Linked DNA regions of Homo sapiens: region 1 is linked to region 2. Evidence: chromatin contacts called from ENCODE Hi-C data. All regions are on one chromosome and are shown on one strand. The core of a region is the stretch at or near the end of the contact, and the rest is flanking DNA. Distances in the headings are between cores, read along the strand shown.

Evidence for each region. Hi-C counts contacts between places; a loop is a spot of excess contacts on that map. Pooled maps may share reads with other maps.
Region 1: a loop to region 2 is called in a map with no recorded cell type, with 5 times the contacts of the local background. The contact joins the enhancer-like site here to the promoter of KIF21B in region 2. A Hi-C loop is called at or near these places in 2 of 37 single-sample maps with no recorded cell type and 3 of 50 pooled maps.

The regions. Positions count from the first base shown.
Region 1 is chr1:201,477,314-201,481,995 of GRCh38, forward strand. No RefSeq gene overlaps it. Among named protein-coding and RNA genes, the nearest start is that of PHLDA3, 10 kb to the left of the region's middle. RefSeq lists a silencer at 3,205-3,294. Within about 2 kb of position 3,343, at least 27 of the 41 ENCODE cell types and tissues checked have a DNase peak (open chromatin) inside an H3K27ac peak, as active enhancers do.
Region 2 is chr1:201,022,213-201,026,590 of GRCh38, forward strand. It overlaps KIF21B (kinesin family member 21B), which reads right to left and starts at 1,502. Exons shown (of 35, transcript NM_001252102.2): 1 at 1,131-1,502. The coding sequence starts at 1,171. LOC101929305 (a long non-coding RNA gene) reads left to right here and starts at 1,737. Exons shown (of 4, transcript NR_188464.1): 1 at 1,737-1,873; 2 at 3,292-3,407. RefSeq lists an enhancer at 1-304 and silencers at 909-958, 1,359-1,718, 2,070-2,227.

The DNA of each region.
Region 1 (4,682 bases), core at 2,093-4,592, 460 kb after region 2:
CCCAGAGACAACAATCACTTAGCTTGGTTTGGGTCTTGCCAGATATTTGTTTTTACTTTTCACACATCTGCACCCAGACTAGTATAAAGCAGCATTCTCAATGGTAATGTAAGGGAGTTGGTTGAAGGATTCGTAAGTCCCCTTCCAGCTGTGCCATTTTCTGCATTTGTGGGTGGCTTTTCCCTCTCCTCCTAAATAGGAGACATTCATAGGCTCTCCCTAAAAGTATGGGGGGAGGGGGAATGCACAGAGGAAAATAGGAAAGGAAAGGTCACAGTGTCAACAGCAGTTCCTTCGAGGTGAGGAGATCATGGATGAGTTTTTTACCACTTGCCTCTGATTTTCAAATGTTTCATCATGAGAGTTATAAAGATTATTATTCGTGAGTATGACTTTGATAACAGGGAAGCTCCTATGCAGTGCCATTGTCAAGATCAGGCAGAGAAGGAGGCTGTGAGTTGTCCAGCCTGAGGCTTAGGTCAAGGAGAAATTAACAAATTGCTCAAGGCAGAGGGGTGTGTGGAGGGGCTTAGGGAGGGGAGGAAGGCTCATGGCATATTCTTGGATGTGATCTACAGGAAGATTCATAGAAAGGAACTTCAGAGTAAATCCCATTGTGTGTGAATTAAGAATTAAGTATTCTTAATTCTTAATTCAGGCCCTGGGCTAGACTTTAGGGACACAATGGCAAATGGGTGAATCAGAGTTCTCTACTTAACAGGGACTAGCAAAAGAAGGGGAGGAAGAGTTCACATCTTTAGGAATCCCACCCTACTTTTGCAAGAAGATATTCCTTCCTACTGAAGAAGACCCCAGAGTTAAGCATTAGATCTTTGACAGGCTACGATCCTGACTTTGTAGAAATATGGTCTCCATACTTGACTCGGCCTATCTAAGGTGATATTGGTATGTGTACTAGTTAGGATGGGCTAGGTTATGCTGTGCTAAGAAACTCCTCCCAAACCCAATAGCTTAACATAGCAAAGGTCTTCCCACTCATACCATATGTCCTACTTGAGCTGGCAGGGGAGGTATATCTGCTCCTTGAGATATACACATATCCAGGTTGCTGGAGGTTCCATCACACCTACTTCCACACTCTCCACAACAGGGAAAAGGGACATGAAAACTTACATCGTGCCTATTAAAGAAGTCTGCTCAGATGGCCAGGCACGGTGGCTCACGCCTGTAATCCCAGCACTTTGGGAGGCTGAGGCAAGTGGATCACCTGAGGTCAGGAGTTCAAGACCAGCCTGGCCAACATAATGAAACTCCGTCTCAACTAAAAATACAAAAAAATTAACTGGGTGTAGTGGCAGGCACCTGTAATCCCAGCTACTTCAGGAGGCTGAGCCAGGAGAATTGCTTGAATCTGGGAGGCAGAGGTTGCAGTGAGCTGAGATCACGCCACTGCACTCCAGCCTGGGCGACAAGAGTGAAACTCCATCTCAAAAAATAAAAAATAAAAAATAAAAAAAAAGAAGTCTGCTCAGAAGTGACACTTCTGGTCTCAATTAGAGGCCACAGCAAGCCACATCACCACATCAAAATTCAAGGGAAGAGGCCAAATGTAACCCTTAAATGTAAACGTAGATATTACTGTGTGTCCAGGAATATCTGTGAACATCTCTTAAAGGACTAGACAGTGTGATTGCCATGGGACTGCTGGGTACCCAGAAGGCAGAGCCACAGAGATACCTCTTCACTCCTCCAGCAGGGAGCAACAATCCCCCTTGGCCTGGGACCAAGACCTTGAACTCTCTTGAAGAGTCAGGTTGAGGTCAACAGAGTGGAAATGTAGAAGGTTCAGGAGCAGGTGCTTCTGAAAAGGAACTAAGGGCTTGTCCAGGCATGGAAAATGCCCACTAAAGGCTTTATTCACGATAATCTGCTTCCTGAATTTTCATGGCCTTTAGGGTGAGTCTTTCTAGGCCCATAAACTCAGGACATCAGAGTTGGGTGGATCCCCTGAAGCTTGGCTGTTCAAGTGTGGTCCCAGGATCAGCAACATCAGCACCACCTACCCCTGGGAGCTTGTGAGAGATGTCCAATTTCAGGCCCCACCCAAAACTAGAATCTGCATTTTAACAAGATCCCCAGGAGATTCATATGCACATTAAAGCTTGAGAAGCATTTCCTCAGAACTAATTTAGGCCAACGTCTTCACTTCGCAAATGAGGAGCCGACACCCAGAGGGGAGGAGGCAGGCCCAAAGTCACAGAGCTGGTTCCAATCCTGGCTCCACCACTTGCCAGGGACTTGAGTAAGTCTCTAAAATTCACTGAATCTCGGTTTCCTCTTATATAATAAAGGGATAATATAATTACCTCCTAGTGCTTATATGAGGATCAAATAAGAAAACATCTAGACCAGTGCCAGGCACATAGTATGTGCTCAATAACTGTTAGCTATTGCTATGGTCCTAACTCACCATTCCAGCACCAGGCCTCATACTCCCAGTACATAATTGTCTCCTCTTAAGGCAAGGATGTTAGGTATAGCACTGCAGCGATGGGACCTGGACCCAGCTGCCTGCATTTATATCCTGCTCAATTTGACCTTGAGAGGGTTGCTGAATTGTTCTTTGGTTCTTGGCTTCAGTTTGATCAGTTATAAGTGGGTAAAATGACAGCACCTACTTCATAGGGCTATTGTGAGAATTAAATGAGTTAATGCATTTAAGGTCTTCAAACAGTCTATAGCATATATTAAGCACACGAGATGGATGAGTAATGTGACAATTAAGTGAGTTAATACATTAAAGGTCTTCAAACAGTCTATAGCATATAGTAAGCACACAAGTTGGATGAATAATAATGTTTCCAAAATGTCCAAAAGAAGACTAGGTTGGAGGAAGTTGCACCCTAGAAAGGCAGGGGACAGGCGTTTCTCAGGGGGAGCTGCCTCTGTTTTTTCCCTTTGACCTATTGCAAGTCCCCAGTCTGTTTCTCTGGCCACTGGACGGCCCCCAACCCCTGGCTGTGTTTTTCCTCCTCCACTGGACTCACTGGGCTCCCTGGTGCCTCCATCAGGAAGCGCTGAAAGGCCAGGGGATCTCTGGTGGGGAGGGGCGGACTCAGGCAGCCGACAGCTGTCTTCAAATCTCTGAAGCGCTGTCATGCAGGAGAGGGATTAGACCTGTTCTGGATGACTCTAGGGGACAGAAATAGGAAGTTCCAGGAAGTCCTCTCTAATCATTAGAACCGTTCAGAGGCAGCCCCAGCTGCGGGGCGGGGCGGGGCGGGGCGGGGCGGGGCGGGGCGCGGAGCTGTTGGCAGCTAAGTGGTTGAGGTTGAGCGGCCGGGTGGAGGCCGGCACCTACTAGGAGGCTGGGCTGGTCCGCAGGTTCTCAAGCCCGGCTGAGCCCGGGCAAGCGTCAGAGAATCACCAGAGCAGCTTGTCGAATACAGATTCCCAGGCCCCACCCAGGCCAACCGAATCAGAATCTCTAGGGGTGGGGCTGGGAATCCATTTTTAAAGGCTTCCCCAATGATTCTCAGAATAAAGGTTGGGCTTGGAGGCGGGGCCGGGGCTGGGCGTGGCACGGAGGCGAGGCGCGGGGAGGGCCGGACCTTCCAGTTGTTAATCCCTGTGTTCCTCACTCCGCCACACTCACCTCCACTGATCTAAGTCGGGGGATCGTTCCTCGCTGGGTGCCCCCCTCACTTGATCTTAGCCAAAAGGTCGAGAAGCGATTGGGAGCCCCTCTCGAATAATTTCTGTGGCCCTTGATTCAGGGATCACTCCCACACTTAATAGCAGCTCTAACGCCCCCCAACCCCCGCTACCCAAGATCTCTATCCTCACCCTCCAGTCGGCCTCGTGGTCTTCCTGTCCCTCCCCAGCCTCTCAGGTGACCCGGACAATTTGCTAAGGCTCTTGGAGAAGGGCAGCCCGAGGAGGCTGGGCCTGCCGCCCATCGGGAGCGGCAGCTATTTTCCATCACATCCTAAAAAGCCCAGGGCTCTACCGCTCCTGCAGCTGGGCATAGCTCCCACCAAACACATTCTCCCGAGGTCGCCCTGGACGCCTTGCTCGGAGATGACAGAAACGAGAAAAGAAATACCTAAGTGGACATAAAGACCTAGCTCACCCTGGCCGGGTGCGGTGGCTCATGCCTGTAATCCCAGCACTTTGGGAGGCCGAGGTGGGCAGATCACCTGAGGTCGGGAGTTCTAGGCCAACTAGCTTGACCAACATGGAGAAACCCCGTCTCTACCAAAAAAATACAAAAATTAGCCGGGCGGGGTGGCTTATGCCTGTAATCCCAGCCACTCAGAGGCTGAGCCAGGAGAATCGCTTGAACCCGGGAGGCGGAGGTTGCGTTGAGCCGAGATCGCACCATTGCACTCCAGCGTGGGCAACAAGAGGAAAACTCTGTCTCAAAAAAAAGAGTCCTTGCTCACTCTTTGGTGAGGGTTTGGTATTCCACAGGGCCCCGAAGCGCGACAGCCCTCCAAGGAGAAGTGAGCGTCGGGGATTAGACGCGTGCGCTGTCTTGCGCAGGAGCTGAGTCCTCAGGGTCCACAGAGAGAGGAGGAGGGCGTGGGGTGCGCGGAAACGCAGCGCCTGCCTTTTGCCCTGACCCCACAGCACCACCTGGTGTCTCCCGGGACGGCGCAAGCGCCGCGCTTGCAGATGCTGGGCCCCCTCCCCGTCAGCCGACCCTCCTTCCCCAAGTG
Region 2 (4,378 bases), core at 252-2,751:
CTGACTCTGTCTAGGAGCAACCTCCTAGGACCCCTGGAATCTGGGTCACATATGACCCAAGGGATCTAGAGACCTGAGAGACCTACCCTAGACCTGGACAATCCCCCGCCCCCTCCATCATACAGGGCTGGGGCAGAGATAGATGTTCTTGCCACATCCCTACCTTGGTGAGCAGCTCCAGATTGGCACTCTGCCGCCAAGACACCCCTCTCAAAGAGAAAAACCCAAAGCAAAAACTGGGAGAAGTGGTGAGGTGTGAAGCATCTCCACCCAGCACAAAGAACACAGATGGCTCAATTTCACAGCATTTCCTGCTCCTGCACCTTTGTGTACCCCTCCCAATAGAACCCACCCAGCCATGTCCTCTCCCTGTCTCATTTCTGCCGGCTCAAGTCCCGGAGCTGTTGAGAATGGAACCCCAGATAAGTCTAGGCAACCCTCCCCTGCTCAATTTTATCTGAGTGCCTGAGGATGGGGCATCTGCATCACACCCTCCTGCCCTCTCAGAGAGAAGCACCTCAGATACACCTCTTCCTCCCTTCCTAGGCCCATCTCCTCTTGGGACAGGACTGGTAGGATTCTCCCCCAAAGCCATTGACTTCCCACAGAAGGCCAAGGCATCATCCCAGCTTTTCCGTTGGTCCCCGCACCCGATCTTTGTCTGCAGATCTGGCTCCCAGGGTGGGTGTGCTGCCTTTGCTAGCTGGACCAAGAGCACATAACTAGCTGACTCGCATGGATGAGGGGAAATTTCCCTCTCTGGTATCCCCGTATGAGACAGCAGCCTCGTGGGGAGGCGAAGAGGAAACGCACAGACGCTCCGGCCTGGGCCAGAGCTGGGTGTGAAATACCGGATTTCCTTGTTTATTCGATTTTCTGATCATTAAGGGCTCCCAAGAGGGGCCCAAAATTACCACCCAAACAAAGCCACCTTCCAGTAGTCGGCGGGGTCGCCGCTCCCCTGCGGCAGACTGGCCAGCGCGCGGCGCCCTCCATCCCGTCCCACGCCGGCCCCTCCTCCGGGAGTGCAGGCTCCAGCCCAAGCGGTGCTCGCGCCCCCCGCCCAAAGCCCACGCGAGACAAAGCCCGAGGCTTCTCCGCGCGCCCCCTTCCCCGCCCCGGGTCCCTACCTGACGGCCACCTTGACGCAGCAGTCCCCCTGGCCGGCCATGGCCCTCTGGAGCTAGGGTCTGGGCGTGGATCAGAGGCGGGGGTCTGGGGGCCAATGCCCGAGGCAGCGGCTGCGGCTGCGGGAGGCGGGGGCGCGGGCGCGGCTGGCGGAGGCTGCGGCGGCGGCGGCTGGAGGTGACATGCTCGCGGGCGGCAGGCCGAGGGGCTCACCCGCGGCCGGCCCCCCGGGGCTGGGCCCGCGCGCCTCCTCGCGCCATCGGGCGGCGGCGCGGAGCTAGCTGACAGCCGGCGGCGCGACCCGCCGCTCCCTACGGCGCGGCACACGCGCACACACCTCCCACCCGGCAGCCACCTCCCGCCGCAGCGCGAACAAAGGGGGCGGGGGCCGATCCGGCCCCGAGCCCGCCCCGAGCCAGCCCCGAGCCCAGGCCGGGCCCCGCCCCGCCCAGGAGCCGCCAATCGAAAGCCCTAATGAGCAGTGGGGGCGGGACTCGCGCCTTTAAAGGGACCTCTTGGCTCGCGGCCACGGGGTGGCTGGGGGTAGGGGGCGGGATTGAAGGGTGGGGGTGGGGGTAGGGGTGGGAGTAGGGGTGGGGGCGCTGGACGCAGACCACGTTAGAACCTCGGCTCCTGGAGTAGCAGAACCTCGGCTTCAATGGGACCCTCATTTCATAAATGAAGAAACTGAGATTCAAAGAGGGGAACTACCGAAGGTTACAGAGCGAGTTCGTGGGTAAGCATGGTAAGAACCCTGGTCTCCCGGGGATCCCACAGCGATTGACGGTTTATAGTTCAAAAGAGCCAGGAAAGCTTCCCTTCTGCATTTATTCCAGTAAATTCGCCAACCCTTCTCGAAGGGAGTTCTTGCTAGCCCCTAACTAAAATTTCCCCCACCTCCACCCTGCAGCATCTTAAAGCTCATGTTTTAGTTGATTCCTGGCCAGGCTCCTAGCCCAAGACTAGCCCCTCCCTACTGCTAGACGACTGTCCCATTGACCTTTATGACCCACAGATGACCCCACTGGGCCTGGCTCACACTCTGCTTGTTGTGGCTGTGGGGCCAGAGGGTCAGTGTGGGAGGCCTGAGCTGCCCTGGGGGAAAGGAGGGAACAAAGGGGGCCCTCAGTTCCGAGCACCTGGGTAGAGAGGCTGGGCGGTGAAGTGGGTGGGGAAGGGAAGGAGGGCAGCTGCCTGCAGGAATGGGTATAAAGGACAAGGAGGACCATGGAGACTTTAACGCTGGGCCTGGATGGAGGAGGAGACCAGTGCTGCAAAGTCACAATTCCCTTCCCAGTCCATCTCCCTCCCTCTGAGCCCAGACGCCTCTTCCCTGCCCCCTGCCTCCCAACATTGGGGCCATTCACAGGGCCCCTCACCAGCTGCCCTCACTTCACCCAGCTCCCTCCCCTGGAAAGGGCCCAAGAGGAGGACCCAGCTGCAGCCCCAGATGTGGATGGGGATCTCTGGGGGAGGGGAGGAAGGGGAGTCTGACTCCAGGCCTCTTACATTACCCTCAGATGATGAAACCATGTCAGAGATTTTGGCAAGGGTGTGGACTGGGGTCTGAGGATGCATCTGTTGGTACCATCTTCCTCCCCTTCCCTCCTCCACTCACACCCCCCTCCCCGCCAATAACTGCTTCATGCAGTAGCTCAGATCCCTGTTTGGCTTGACCTATTAAGGTCAAATCAAAACCAAAGATAATTTCAAGGGCAAATTTCAAGGGCCAATCAACACATCCTTTTCATCCCCATGGCAAACAGGAGGAGCACCGCCAGCAGTGCCCCCATGATGGGGGCTGGAGAAGAGGTCTTGGTGGTATCCTGGACCTTTTATTAGCATTTGAATCTAGAGGAAGCTCTCCCTGGGGCCAGGGGATCACCTCTCCTGGACCAGGAGGTTAGCAGAATGTTGCAGTCATATCCTGCAACATTCCTCCCCATCTTCCAACCAAAATAATTCGTGGGGAGGAGACTAACACATATGGACCACCTACACAAGGTATTTTATGCACATATTCTCATTTTTTCCCTATAACCTTGTAAGCTAGGCTTTTTTATTCTTTTTAAATTTTGCAGATGGGGAAACTGAGCCTCACATGTATGAATTCCAGCATATAAGCAACAGACTCCAGATTTGGACATGTATATCTTATTCCAGGCTTCCCAGATGACCACCAAGGTGGAAGGGATGATGATGTCCAGGCAGAAGGGAGCTAGGCCGGCCCAGGCTTTTCCTCTAGGCACAGCGGACTCCAGGTTCAGCCTTCCCGGATGGTAATGTTGCATTCTGAAGAGCTACTTTCCCGCCAACTCATCTCTGGACTTCTCTGGGGCCCAACTCTGGTTTCCTGCCTGCAGGAGGTCCCCTCTGACTTCCGACAGTAGATGACCCTTCTGACTCACAGTTCTACTGCTGGGAAATGCCTCCAGAGCTGCTGCCCACCCTCTCTGCATCCCTCCAGGTCACTGGGTGTTGAGTCAGGGGAAGCAGGGATACACACGGGCGGGAAACTCAGGTCTCCTAAATGTCAGAGCCTCAGGACTTCGGCTACTCAGAAGTAGCTCCCTCCTGGGCCACCAGGGAGCAGCAGGGCAGCCAGCATCCAGACATCCCCCCTGGGTTCTGCTGCTCAGAGGCTAGATGGAGAACCAAGGTGGGAAAAAGGCTTAAACCACAGCGTGGGGAGATTTAGGTTAGATGGGTCAGAGGAAGTTTAGGACAAGCCTTGCCCTTTTCAGTTTCTGTCCAGCTTCAGCACAGCCACTGCTTCCTCTCTTTGGTTTTTACCCATCCCCCTCTCTCCCATCACCTCTATCCCCTTCCAGCTTTCCTTTCCTTCCCTCCTTCCCAAACCCCAGAGTTTCTCAGGATTAGCTGCCCGTGTGCCTATCTCCCCCACCCCCATGCTTTCCTCACTGTCTCACAGAAACAGGCAAACACACACACATGCATACAACCATGAGCTGGCCCTGAGAGTTCTCTGACTGGACTGGGGTTGGAGCCCCAGCTCTTGTCCTGAGCTGAGGCCCTTCCCCCAGGTATCTTGGGGCTTCCATCATTTCTCTTGACAGGAGCTGTGGGCGTCTGGGCAGATGGGAACCTGGGGGAGGTGTGGGGAGCCCTCTCTGAGGCAGGAAGCTCCCACGCTACTGTAGTTAAAATAATCCGGCAGCAACTTGGGGCAGCCATCTGGGATGCCCAGATCTTCCAGGACACCCAGCTCTCAACAACAACCCTATAGGAA